2 separate regions of the Homo sapiens genome follow, and region 1 is linked to region 2. Evidence: read pairs that join two places in POLR2A ChIA-PET (ENCODE). Cell type or tissue: PC-3. All regions are shown on one strand. Links, peaks and the distances in the headings refer to the core of each region. The heading gives the core; the rest is flanking DNA. Region 1 overlaps CEMIP2 (cell migration inducing hyaluronidase 2). Region 2 has its middle 70 kb from the start of C9orf57.

What was found. ChIA-PET counts read pairs that join two places held together with the same protein. Peaks named below come from ENCODE experiments on the same cell type or tissue, not always from the same donor. Only the 100,000 strongest peaks of a DNase experiment are listed, where the experiment ranks them.
Region 1: POLR2A ChIA-PET joins it to region 2 with 7 read pairs; 3 of 35 experiments call an interaction of 5 or more read pairs at or near these places.

Annotation. Positions count from the first base shown.
Region 1 is chr9:71,760,626-71,766,010 of GRCh38, forward strand. All of the region lies in intron 1 of CEMIP2 (cell migration inducing hyaluronidase 2), which reads right to left. Among named protein-coding and RNA genes, the nearest start is that of CEMIP2, 5.2 kb to the right of the region's middle. RefSeq lists an enhancer at 2,477-2,621 and a cis regulatory region at 2,542-2,555. In PC-3, for the core only: no CTCF peak of the experiment used is centred there; a DNase peak (open chromatin) is centred at 5,286; H3K4me3 peaks cover 2,139 bases; H3K27ac peaks cover 2,050 bases.
Region 2 is chr9:71,988,026-71,993,410 of GRCh38, forward strand. No RefSeq gene overlaps it. Among named protein-coding and RNA genes, the nearest start is that of C9orf57, 70 kb to the right of the region's middle. RefSeq lists an enhancer at 1,886-3,085. In PC-3, for the core only: no CTCF peak of the experiment used is centred there; DNase peaks (open chromatin) are centred at 156 and 2,606; H3K27ac peaks cover 1,337 bases.

The DNA.
Region 1 (5,385 bases), core at 307-5,306, 230 kb before region 2:
CATGCCCAAAAAAAGAAAAACATAAAAGGAAAAAACTGCAGACCTACTACAGACCAAGCGGGGAGGAAGGGTAGCAATTAAGAACAGCTAACACTCTCTGAGCAACCAAAAATAAAAATAAAAAGAGAGCAAAGTACATAGGCCTCTAGGTGGAAGTAAAGAACTAGAAGATAAACTGCAGAGAGATAGATTGTTCTTCAACCCAGAAAATTAGAAAAAAGGGAAAAAGGTCGTTGTACCTACCAGTCATTCTCTATTCCCTTCGGTTTCCTTTTTTCCTATTAATATTTCTCATATTTCTTTTTCTCCTTAATTCTTTTTATTGAAAAGCTGTTCTCTTTTCTCCCTTCCTTCCCAGTGATCCTAGACCATCCCCCTTCGCCCTTGTTCTCAACTGGCTGGGAAGATTCAAGAGAGGCTTCCAACCTGCTGGCAGTGACGGATGGCAGTGCAGAGGCACACAATGGCAAGTGCAGGCGCGTCACCAGCCTTGCAGCTGGCCTTCCAAAGAAAGAACCAAAGTCGAAGTCTGTCCTGACAGAGGCTGATTTAATTAAGGTTATAGCAAAGGGCAGAACTGCCTGTGGGCTGCATTCTCTGCAGAGGGCCAAAGACAATGCATTAAAATACTTCTCAGGAAGAAAAAACCAAGAAAGTTATGTTGGCAAAATGTTGAAAGGTGGGAAAAATGAAAAGACAACAGGGATGTGTTTGAAAAACAAGCAAAGACCTGCCAAAGTTCATGATCTAGTGATGTACAGATACCAAAATGCAATGACAATAGGAAACAGAAGGGGTATGTTTTGATGTGCCTTTCACACTAGAAATATTTCAAATGAATAATGAGATGCCCAGACTGAAATAATCCAAGGCTGTTCAATCCAGCATCATAGTAAAGTTTCTATCAATGGCAGGGCCAGGACCAGAACCCAAGTTGACTATTTCTTTCAACTGTAACACATAGCCTATTTTTAATATAACTTAAACCACTTGGAATAAAGCCTTTTCAAACAGGGCACAAGGTCAGCTTTGAGCATCTCTTATGAGAAAAGGGTTCTGCTAGACACTGGAGACCCAATAGTACAAAAAATAAACATGGTTCCTACATTCAAGAAGCTCACAGCCCAGCATTTGGGGGTAGAAAGAGTAGGGAGACAACACAAGTAAACAAGTAATTAAACTGAATGTTGAGGCAAAGAAGGTGGGCTGAGGAGGTGATTGCTTGAGTTTATTAAATCCCTATGAATGGAATAGAGCTTAATTTTCTAAAAGCCCTGGCAAATTTACTCACCCAAATGTGCACCACCAGACGATTACTAATATCTTTCTTATTTTGCATGTGTAAACTAAAGTCTACCACTGAACTCCGCCATTTAAATGACGACACGTTGCCCAATAGTGACTAAAAAGTATGGGAGGGAGGGGAGGGTGACACACTACAGAAGTCTTTCATATTCTTTGAAAGGGTGTCACCTGCAGGTGAGTTCCAGGCCAGAATATAAAACAGTCATAGTCCCTCTCCTCCTAGGCCACGTGAAACCTAAGCCAAACAAAAGGGCCATCTTACACATTCTCAACAGTTTCCTCTATGTTCCTCAAGACTCAAGGGTGCTACAGAGTCAAAAGGCAGAACTTCTAATGAACAAGTAATTACTCAGCACTAGAGTGGCAGCTGGACTTCACTTAGCCGAATAGGGATACACTGTGGCTAGGAAGAGGTGAACAATGATGTGCACCTGTAGTCCCATCCACTTAGAGGCCGAGGCAGTTGGATGGCTTGAGCCCAGGAGTTCAAGACTATAGTGTGCTAGGACTACTATAGAGCCACTGCACTCCAGCCTGGGTAACCTAACAAGACCCCATGCCAGCCCCGTCACCAAAAAAAAAAAAAAAAAAAAAAACTGGCTAGCAGCAGCATAACAGGCAAACAGGGGCTACGTGACAAGCCCAAGTGCTGCAAGCACTAACAGGAGGCAAGAAAAAACACTTGAAGATTAAAGCCAACCTCAGACTCAGCCAAGCCCTGCTCAAGCATATTTTTCAAATCCTCATATAAAGTTGATTTTATAGTGGTGGCACTGGTGGCATTAAAAAGCAATGTTAGTATGGGTGCAGTGGCTCACGCCTGTAATCCCACCACTTTAGGAGACTGAGGTGGGAGGATCACTTGAGGCCAGGAGTTCAAGACCACCCTGGGCAACATGGTGAAACCCTATCTCTACAAAAAAATATAAAGATTAGCTGGGCATGGTGGTGCATGCCTGTACTCCCAGCTACTCAGAAGGCTGAGATGTGGAAAGATAGCTTGAGCCCAGGAGGTGGAGGCTGCAGTGAGCTGTGATCATACCAATGCACTCCATCCTGGGTGACAGAGTGAGACTCCTGTCTCAAAAAAATATATTTTTTTAATGTTATGTTTTTTCAAACCACAACTTAAAAAAAAAAAAAAGAAAACCTCAAGAACTCATTTTTCTAATTCCTCCTGAAACAGGAATCAGGCATATGTCCCTGTGTTAAGCTAAATCTTTCCCATTCCTAAAATGTTAATAATTAACTTTCCAAACTTCATTGTATGTGAAAAAATGATTCATTCTTCAGGGAAGTGAATCACCATTACAGAGACCATTAAGACAACAGAAGGCTTGCTGTCTCCAAAGTGCACACCAATAATTAAGTAAGAGCCCCCAAATCGATAACAATTTCACACTGGAGGGGGACTTAATCTGACCTGACCACGATATCAAATTTATAGTGGATATTCATATGTTTTAAGATACTTACATGAAACTCAGTCAGAGGTCAATTCTTTTCTCATGGGCTCAATGTGGATTGTCTTAAATTTCAACTCTTTCAGGCAACAACATCCTAATGACACTTCTAACCAGTGGTAAAGCCTTATTAAAAAATATGAGGATTAAGAATGCCACAATCTCTACCAGGCAAACTTTTCACATAAAATTCTTATCAAATATTGAACTTTTACTTATTGTTCAAACTACAATGGACCCTTGATACAACAAATGTAAAAAGGTTTATCACTTTTCACCGTGTAAAGAAAATAAATGTCTTGTTACAAATCTGGTTACTAGGTTACCCTAATATTAACAATTTCAAAGCAGATTTGCCTTATAGATCAAAGGACTGATTTGTTGGGAGATAGCAATTCTGTGTTTTAAGACATACAGTTTATGAGTCTTTCACTTTTTTTAAAGACATTTTAATAAAAACCCTATGCTTAATTTATCTCTGTATTGCTCACAGCAACCAGTACAGTGCCTTGCACATCCTAGGAATGCAATAAAATAGTTGCTGAACATAGTTCCTGACAACCAATATTAAAGGCTTCCCAAAGCAAGTACCAGGAAAACAAAAGAACAAGCAAACATGACCTACAGCCATAAGTTTTGAAGAAGAAAAAAAAGAACATGCAAACATATTCTAGTATGCTTTTATTCTATGATTCACAAGCCAAATCTGAACAGGGTTTCCAGGAACTTGCTTCTTCTAAAAAATGTGCACATCTACAGTACTTTAAATTTCCATCCTGTTTATAGAAAATACAAGTAAAGCTAATGCTATTTTTACACTTAGTTCCTTATTTCCCAGAAATTTGTTACAAGTAACATCACCCCACCATCATGTGTAAGTAGTAGGCAATGAAAAAATATACATAGTGTCTGCCTTAAACCTGAAAGCAGTGACTTTCAAAGCCCAAATACAAATTATCTGATCATTAAACTAATTAAATTGCTAACAAAGCCAAACAGGAATAAAATAAGAATATATCTGAGAAAGAAAAAAAAAAAAGTGCTGACTGGAAACAGGGACAAAGGAGTTCTTGTCCCTGCTTGGCTATTAATTTACTATATGACCTTACCTAATTATTTAGCCTCTCTGGGTCCCAACTTCCTTGTTTTAATATTATCTTTGAGGTCCCTTCAAGCGACATGCTAAGATTCAGCATATGTAGCAGTGTCTAGAAAACTGATTTACATTCATTACCCCCCTCCCCACCGCACCCCTGGCAAAAGGGCACAGTTCACTTGATAGTTTTAAATATCTGAGTTTGGATTTCTATCAAAGGCAATTTATTAAAATGTCAGATGGGCTTAAGTCCATTTCAAGTGGAGAACTAAAGCGAGTATTGCTAACAGATTCGCCTAGACAGCAGCTGCTGCTATTGAGAGAATAGACTTTAACAATCTAGATGAAAATTATACCTCTTTACAAATGGAGAAAACTAGTAATGGGGATTTTCATACTCTCAAAAAGGCAGATGCATAGCTTTTCTTCCTTTTTTTTTTTTTCCTTTTCCATATTCATCATATTGAGAGAGAGGAAAACAGAAGGGCTAGCTTGGCTTGGGAGGCAGAGGGGAGAATGGATGTTACCGTACAAAACCAGACAAGACCTTTTCAATTGATGTACTGTACTAGACAGCCCATTCTTCTCACTAATGCTCACAATCCAAGAGAAATGAAAAGATTTCCTGTGGCTGGGATGGGAAGAAGCCTGGACAAGAGAGCAATACCATATGACAGTAACTAGCTTAAAAGTCTAAAGACTTGCTCTCAAGATGGGATTCAGATCATTCTGGAAAGGGCCAATAAAATGAAAATCTGTAGCTGAGACCTGATTAAGCTATGATTTATATCTATTTATAGCTTTAAAAAACTTTTGAAAGTACCTTTTGATACCAGACAGCATTAGCCTGTACAGTACTTTATCATATATTAATACATAGCAAACTTACTCAAATTGAATCCCCAAAACATTCCCATAAAGCATTTTAAAACTCCTTTTTCAGGTGAAGAAACAACGTGAGAAGGATTAGGGGATTTGCCCACAGCAAATGTTTAGCAAGTGCCAAGCCTTGTTTTAAATCCAAGTCTGACTTCAAGTCCTCCAATCTTCACCATTTTAAGATAGTACTTCTGACACTAGTTTTCAGTCCCTACTATTTTGTCTGATTTAACAAATTTTATTTCTCACAAAATTGCTCCCCCACCCCCAACTGTTCCTTCTCTGGCTTCTTAGAGCGTTCTGTGCGTAATTCTCCCAGACATGCACTTATTGGACCTTCTAATTGTTCATTTCCTTATGTCCGGGGCTAGGCTCATTTCTTCAATAGCAGAGATTGTCATCTCTCTAGTTGCAAGTGACACAGGTATCTTCAATCCCTGTGGCCTCCCGGGTTGCAACCACTTCAACTCCTTCTCTTTACCAACATGAATGCTCCACAAAGCAGGTGTTGCAATTGCTTCCAGAGGGTCTGGACCACAATAGGTGATTAATAAGTGCTAGCTGAATGGATGGTGGGTGGGTGAATGATGCAATGCTCATACATATTTTAGAGCACACATCACAATGCACACATTTACATAC
Region 2 (5,385 bases), core at 107-5,106:
TGAGCTGCAACGTTTTTTTACTATTGCTTATCTCAAGACTAGCATTTCTTTAGCTGCTAGAGAAAAAGAAAACCCTTGTGGCAGTTAGAGCACAGTTTATCCTTTAAGTGTAGGAGTGCATGACTTAACGCTTGCCTGGCATAGCCTAGGTCCTGTTTATAATTTGGTATCTTATTGCCACAAAGAGTCTGTTCTATCAATCTTATGATCTTTATTTTAACATTAATGCTGAGTGGTAATGGTGCCATGCTGTTACTAGCCCCAGGGTACGGTACCATGCTTAGCGAATTCCCTATGCCCTACTCATATCCTTGTAAATAGTGCCTTTATTAAACTCTCTTTAAGCTATCCAGAGTATGTCATCTATTTCTCTCTGGAATTTTTTTTCTTTTTTTTTTTTTTTTTGAGATGGAGTCTCGCTCTGTCACCAGGATGGAGTGCAGTGGCGTGATCTCAGCTCACTGCAACCTCCGACTCCCTGGTTCAAGCAATTCTCCTGCCTCAGCCTCCCAAGTAGCTGGAATTACAGACATGCATCACCACGCCCAGCTAATTTTTGTATTTTTAGTAGAGACAGTGTTTCACCATGTTGGCCAGGATAGTCTCGATCTCCTGACCTTGTGATCCGCCCACTTCGGCCTCCCAAAGTGCTGGGATTACAGGCGTGAGTCACCACGCCTGGCCTTTCTTTTCTTTTCTTTTCTTTTTTGATGGAGTCTCACTCTGTTGCCCAGGCTGGAGTGCAGTGGTGCGATCTCGGCTCACTGTAACCTCTGCTACTTGAGTTCAAGCAATTCTCTTTCCTCAGCCTCCCAAGTAGCTGGGATTACAGGCGCCTGCCACCATGCCTGGCAAATTTTTGTATCTTTAGTAGAGATAGGGTTTCACCATCTTAGCCAGGCTGGTCTTGAACTCCTGACGTCGTGATCCACCTGTCTCGGCCTCCCAAAATGCTGGGATTACAGGTGTGAGCCACCGCATCTAGCCTCTGTGGGATCTTGACTGACATAGAAATTGCTACTACAGGTGGCCCCAGGAGAAAGACACTCAGATTGGGAATCTTGGTTTGGATAGTGCATTTACTTACTTGCCAGTGGTAAATGCGACACAGATAACCCCTGTCATAGGGCAGCATCATGGTTATTCACATTATCACTGTGTGGGCATGAGATGAAGAGCAGGAAGAGGGCAAGGCATTGGAAGATCAAGTACTGTGGCACTGACATTATGGTGATTAGTAATGATTATATAGACCATGGGACCACCTGGCTTCTTTTGACAGTGCTAGAAAGTATATGAAGAATAAAGGAAAAATGAAACTGTGAGTTTGCAGTTGAGATTGTAAGTGGATAATCAGAAAGCCTGGGTGGCAGCTTTTGAAGGATGAAGTGGCAGCTTTTGAAGGATGAAGTGTCTCCTATACTCACAGAGCAGATGACACCGTGGGCCACGTCCAGTTCCTAATGCTGAGCATTATAACAACATTTAATTGGGTTGCACACCAACTTCACTAGGCCTTTTCTGCCAAGGTGAGGGCACTGGTAGAGGAGTGGAGCTTAAAACAGGGGCTGGATCAATGTGGGTAAAGCAGAATTTTGAAACTCCAGACTCCCTTGGACTTCCCTAGCTATGCGAGGGAGCTCTGCCTCCACTATTTGAGAGAAGCAGTTCTTACCTACATAAAAATTTTTCAATACCTGCACCTGGGGCAGTTGTCACACAAGCTGAGGCCAGTGCCCCTCAGGACCTCCCTCCACCCAACACCTGCCCCTCATTACTACTAGGCCTTTACTGAAAGGAATTGCTAGTCCTGAAGTGAGTAGTGATAGCCTGTACACAGAAAGAAGTTTAGATCGGGATTGTACGAAACTGTATTGTCAGGAGCCTAGGGAGCCCTTAAGGGGTAGTGAATCCTAAGGATCTTAGACCAAGGAGAAAAAATACATGGCTTTATTGAGCCACACTCACAGAGATGGGTTGGGATTTAATGTATTGCATGGGCCACCCAAGAGTGACATTAATGATCTGCTAATTGAGCTTGAACTCATGGCCTTGGTTAATTGAGCTTGAACTCATGGCCTGGAGCCTTGAAACTCAGTGTGGTCTGTGGATCGGCAGCAGTGGCATCACCTGGGAGCTGAATGGAATCCTAGAATCTCAGAATCCACCCCAGACCTACTGAAGCAAAACTCTGTATTTTACAAGCCTCGCAGGTGATTTGTGTGCATATTAAAGGTTGAGAAAAACTTCTCTAGGCCTCTGATATAATGAGGTTGAAATATCGAACAGTGGCTTCCACACTGTGTTCCCAAACAACAGGGTTGGCATCATCTGGGAACTCAGAAATGCAAATTCTCAGACCCCACCCAAGACCTCCCGAATCAGAGTTATGGGGTAGGGGGCAGGAATCTGTGTTTTCACAAGCTTTCCAGGGGATTCTGATGCACAATCTTGTTTGAGTCAGTTTCATGACCTGCTTATGGCCTATAGTTAATTAGGTCAAAATGTTGGAACTTCCCTGGCATACCAAAGAGCAGTGCTTCTCTATTACAAACAACTACTCAGCCACCCTCTCATCTGCTTGTCACCAAAGCCGCAGGAAGTGCATCAGTGGGAAGATACCAGCCTGCTTGAAAAGGTGATGACTCTCCTTGAGAGGCCAGAGATAACCTTGGGGGAAATTGCAAAAGGACTGGGTTTTCTGATCTCATGGGACTATGGGATCCCAGAGGCCTGAGGCCAAATGGCAGCATTTAACTGTCAAAGACAGTTGAGTACACCAGCTACAGTAAGCCACAGAGACAGAGGTAATTAGAGATTTTTGGCCCACAGGCATCTGTGGCAATAACTAAATGATTATAGGATCTCTTGAAATGAAATCTGTGGTCACTACTGAAGTTCTTCTTGATATATACAGGTGAAAAAATTGGGGCTATACTGGGAAAACCTCAAATCTACATAATGGGAAATCTTGGCCTCTTAGGTCCCAGATCTTAGCCAAAGCCCCTCAACAGAGGGAAAGGGTGGATCCTTTGAGGACGGATGCTATAGTAGAGGCATAGCTGTTTATCATGAATGATCCATCTCCTCTTCCCTGGAAGAACTTACTGCCATTTACTTAAGAAACTATACATAGAGCAAAGAGAAATAACACACCCTCTCAGGAGTTACTAGATACTTACTCTGAACTGACATTTATCCTAGGAGACCTGAAAAATGCCAGTGGGGTCCACCATTCAGATAACTGGTGGAGTCTGGGCCCAGGTTCATCTTACGGTTGGTCCAGTAGGACCTTGGATCCACATTGTGGTTATTTCCCAGCCTTAAAATATACAGTGGGGCTACATATACTTAGTAACAGGCAGATGCCCATATTTGTTACCTATTTATGGAGCGAGAGTTACTATGGTAGAAAGGGCCAAGTGAAGACCCTGGAACCGCACCACCACCCTCCTTCATGATGGTAAGCTGAAAGCAATTCCCCATCCTTAGGGGAGTTGCAGAGGTTGGTGCCACCATTGAACACTTAAAAGATGCAGTGCTTTGATCCTTATCACATGCTCATTCAACTTACCTGTTTGGCCAGTGTAAGAGTCAGACAGGTAATGGAAAATGATTGTGTATCACTGCAAACTTAAACAGATGGTGATGGCAAAAATAACAATGATCTGGATGTAGTATCTTTACTGGAACAAATCAATACGGCCCTAGTGTCCATTTACAGTCGTTGACCTGTCATATTCCTTTCTCCCCCATTTCCATAATTAACAAAAATCAGAAGAAGTTCGTATTTTCAAGGCAGGGCAACATTATACCTTTACTTAGTTGTCTCCAGGCCACATGAACTCTCCTGGTCTCTGTTATAAAACAGTCCAAAGGGCCTGTAATCAACTTGATACCCTACATCGTGTCACTCTCATCTTTTACAATGATGACATAATGCTAACTGGAACTGGGGAACAGAAAGTAGCAAGTATCCTAGAAGTCTTAGTAAGTCACATTCATGCCAGAGGATAGGAGATAGAGTCCATGAACATTCAGGAGCCTGCTGTATGTGTAATGTTTTGAGGGGTGCAATAGCCTGGGGTAAGTCTCTCACTTTCTAAGAGTGAGAAGTAACTTGCCCTGCTTTGCACTGATCACAAGGGGGCACAACATTTTTGGGGCTTCTTTAGATTTTGGAGGCAACAAGCCACATTTGTGCATACTACTTGAACCCATCACCTAGGAAGCTGCGAAGCTGACAGTTTGGAGTGGGATAGAGAGCACGAAAGGGTTCTGAGGCAGATCCAGGCTGTGGTACCAGCTGTCTTGTCACTTGAGCCTTCTGACCCCACAGATTCAATGATACTCAAAATACCTTTGACCAACAGAGGTGTCTTATGGAGCCTCTGGCAATCCTCAATAGGAAACTTATGACCTGCTGGTGATTATTATCGTTGGAAGGTGGCTCTGGCTTGCTCCTGCACCCTGGTAGAGCCTGAAAGCCTTATCATGGGCTGCCCTATGTTTGTATGACCCAGACTACCTACCATGCATGGGAATATCCACTGAACCATAAAGCTGTTTACATGTGCAGCAGCATTCCATTTGTTAAAGCAAACTAAATACGGCCTGAGAAGGACTCCGTACTTCTATATTTGAGTCCTTGTGGATGAACTGTAACCTAGCTTAATAGTCAGACAAAATTGAAAACCTAACTTAAGAGTATGCGCCTGTAACAATAACTGAGTCTTGGCCAATTCCAGCAGCCATACTTCAACCACTCATAGACTGCTAAGTGTTCAAACTGTGTTCAAATAAGGCAAACACCAACCTGTAACCAATCCAGCTATTTCTGTACCTCACTGCTGATTTCTGTATGTCATTTCCCTTTTTTTGTCTATAAATCTTCTTCCACCATGTGGCTGCACTGAAGTCTCTGTGAATCTGCTGTGATTCTGGGGGTTGCCCGATTCGCCAGTTGTTCATTGCTCAATTGAACTTCTTTAAATTGAATTTGGCTGAAATTTTTCTTTTATTACATTTCACATGGAAGTGGGATACATGCAATCAACCTGCTTGTGCAGTTTACTTGGCTCCCGAACCTACATGAGTGAAGCAAACTGCACAAGCAAGAGGCCTGGCCTCCTGCATTGCCTGGTCCTCTGCTTCACTGCCCTCCCTCACCTCATACACATGGCCCCAGGGGAAGATTTCTGTGACCACTTGATGGAGGAAAATGGGTCTAGTTTACTGACAGGTCTTCCAGGTATGCTGGCTTCTGTAGCATAGATTCATTCAGGGATAGCCGTGAAAAACCATAGCAAACGGAAATCCTCCCAATGGGCAGAACTTTGAATGGTACTTCCGATTGTCCACTTTGTGTGAAAGAAGAGATGGCTC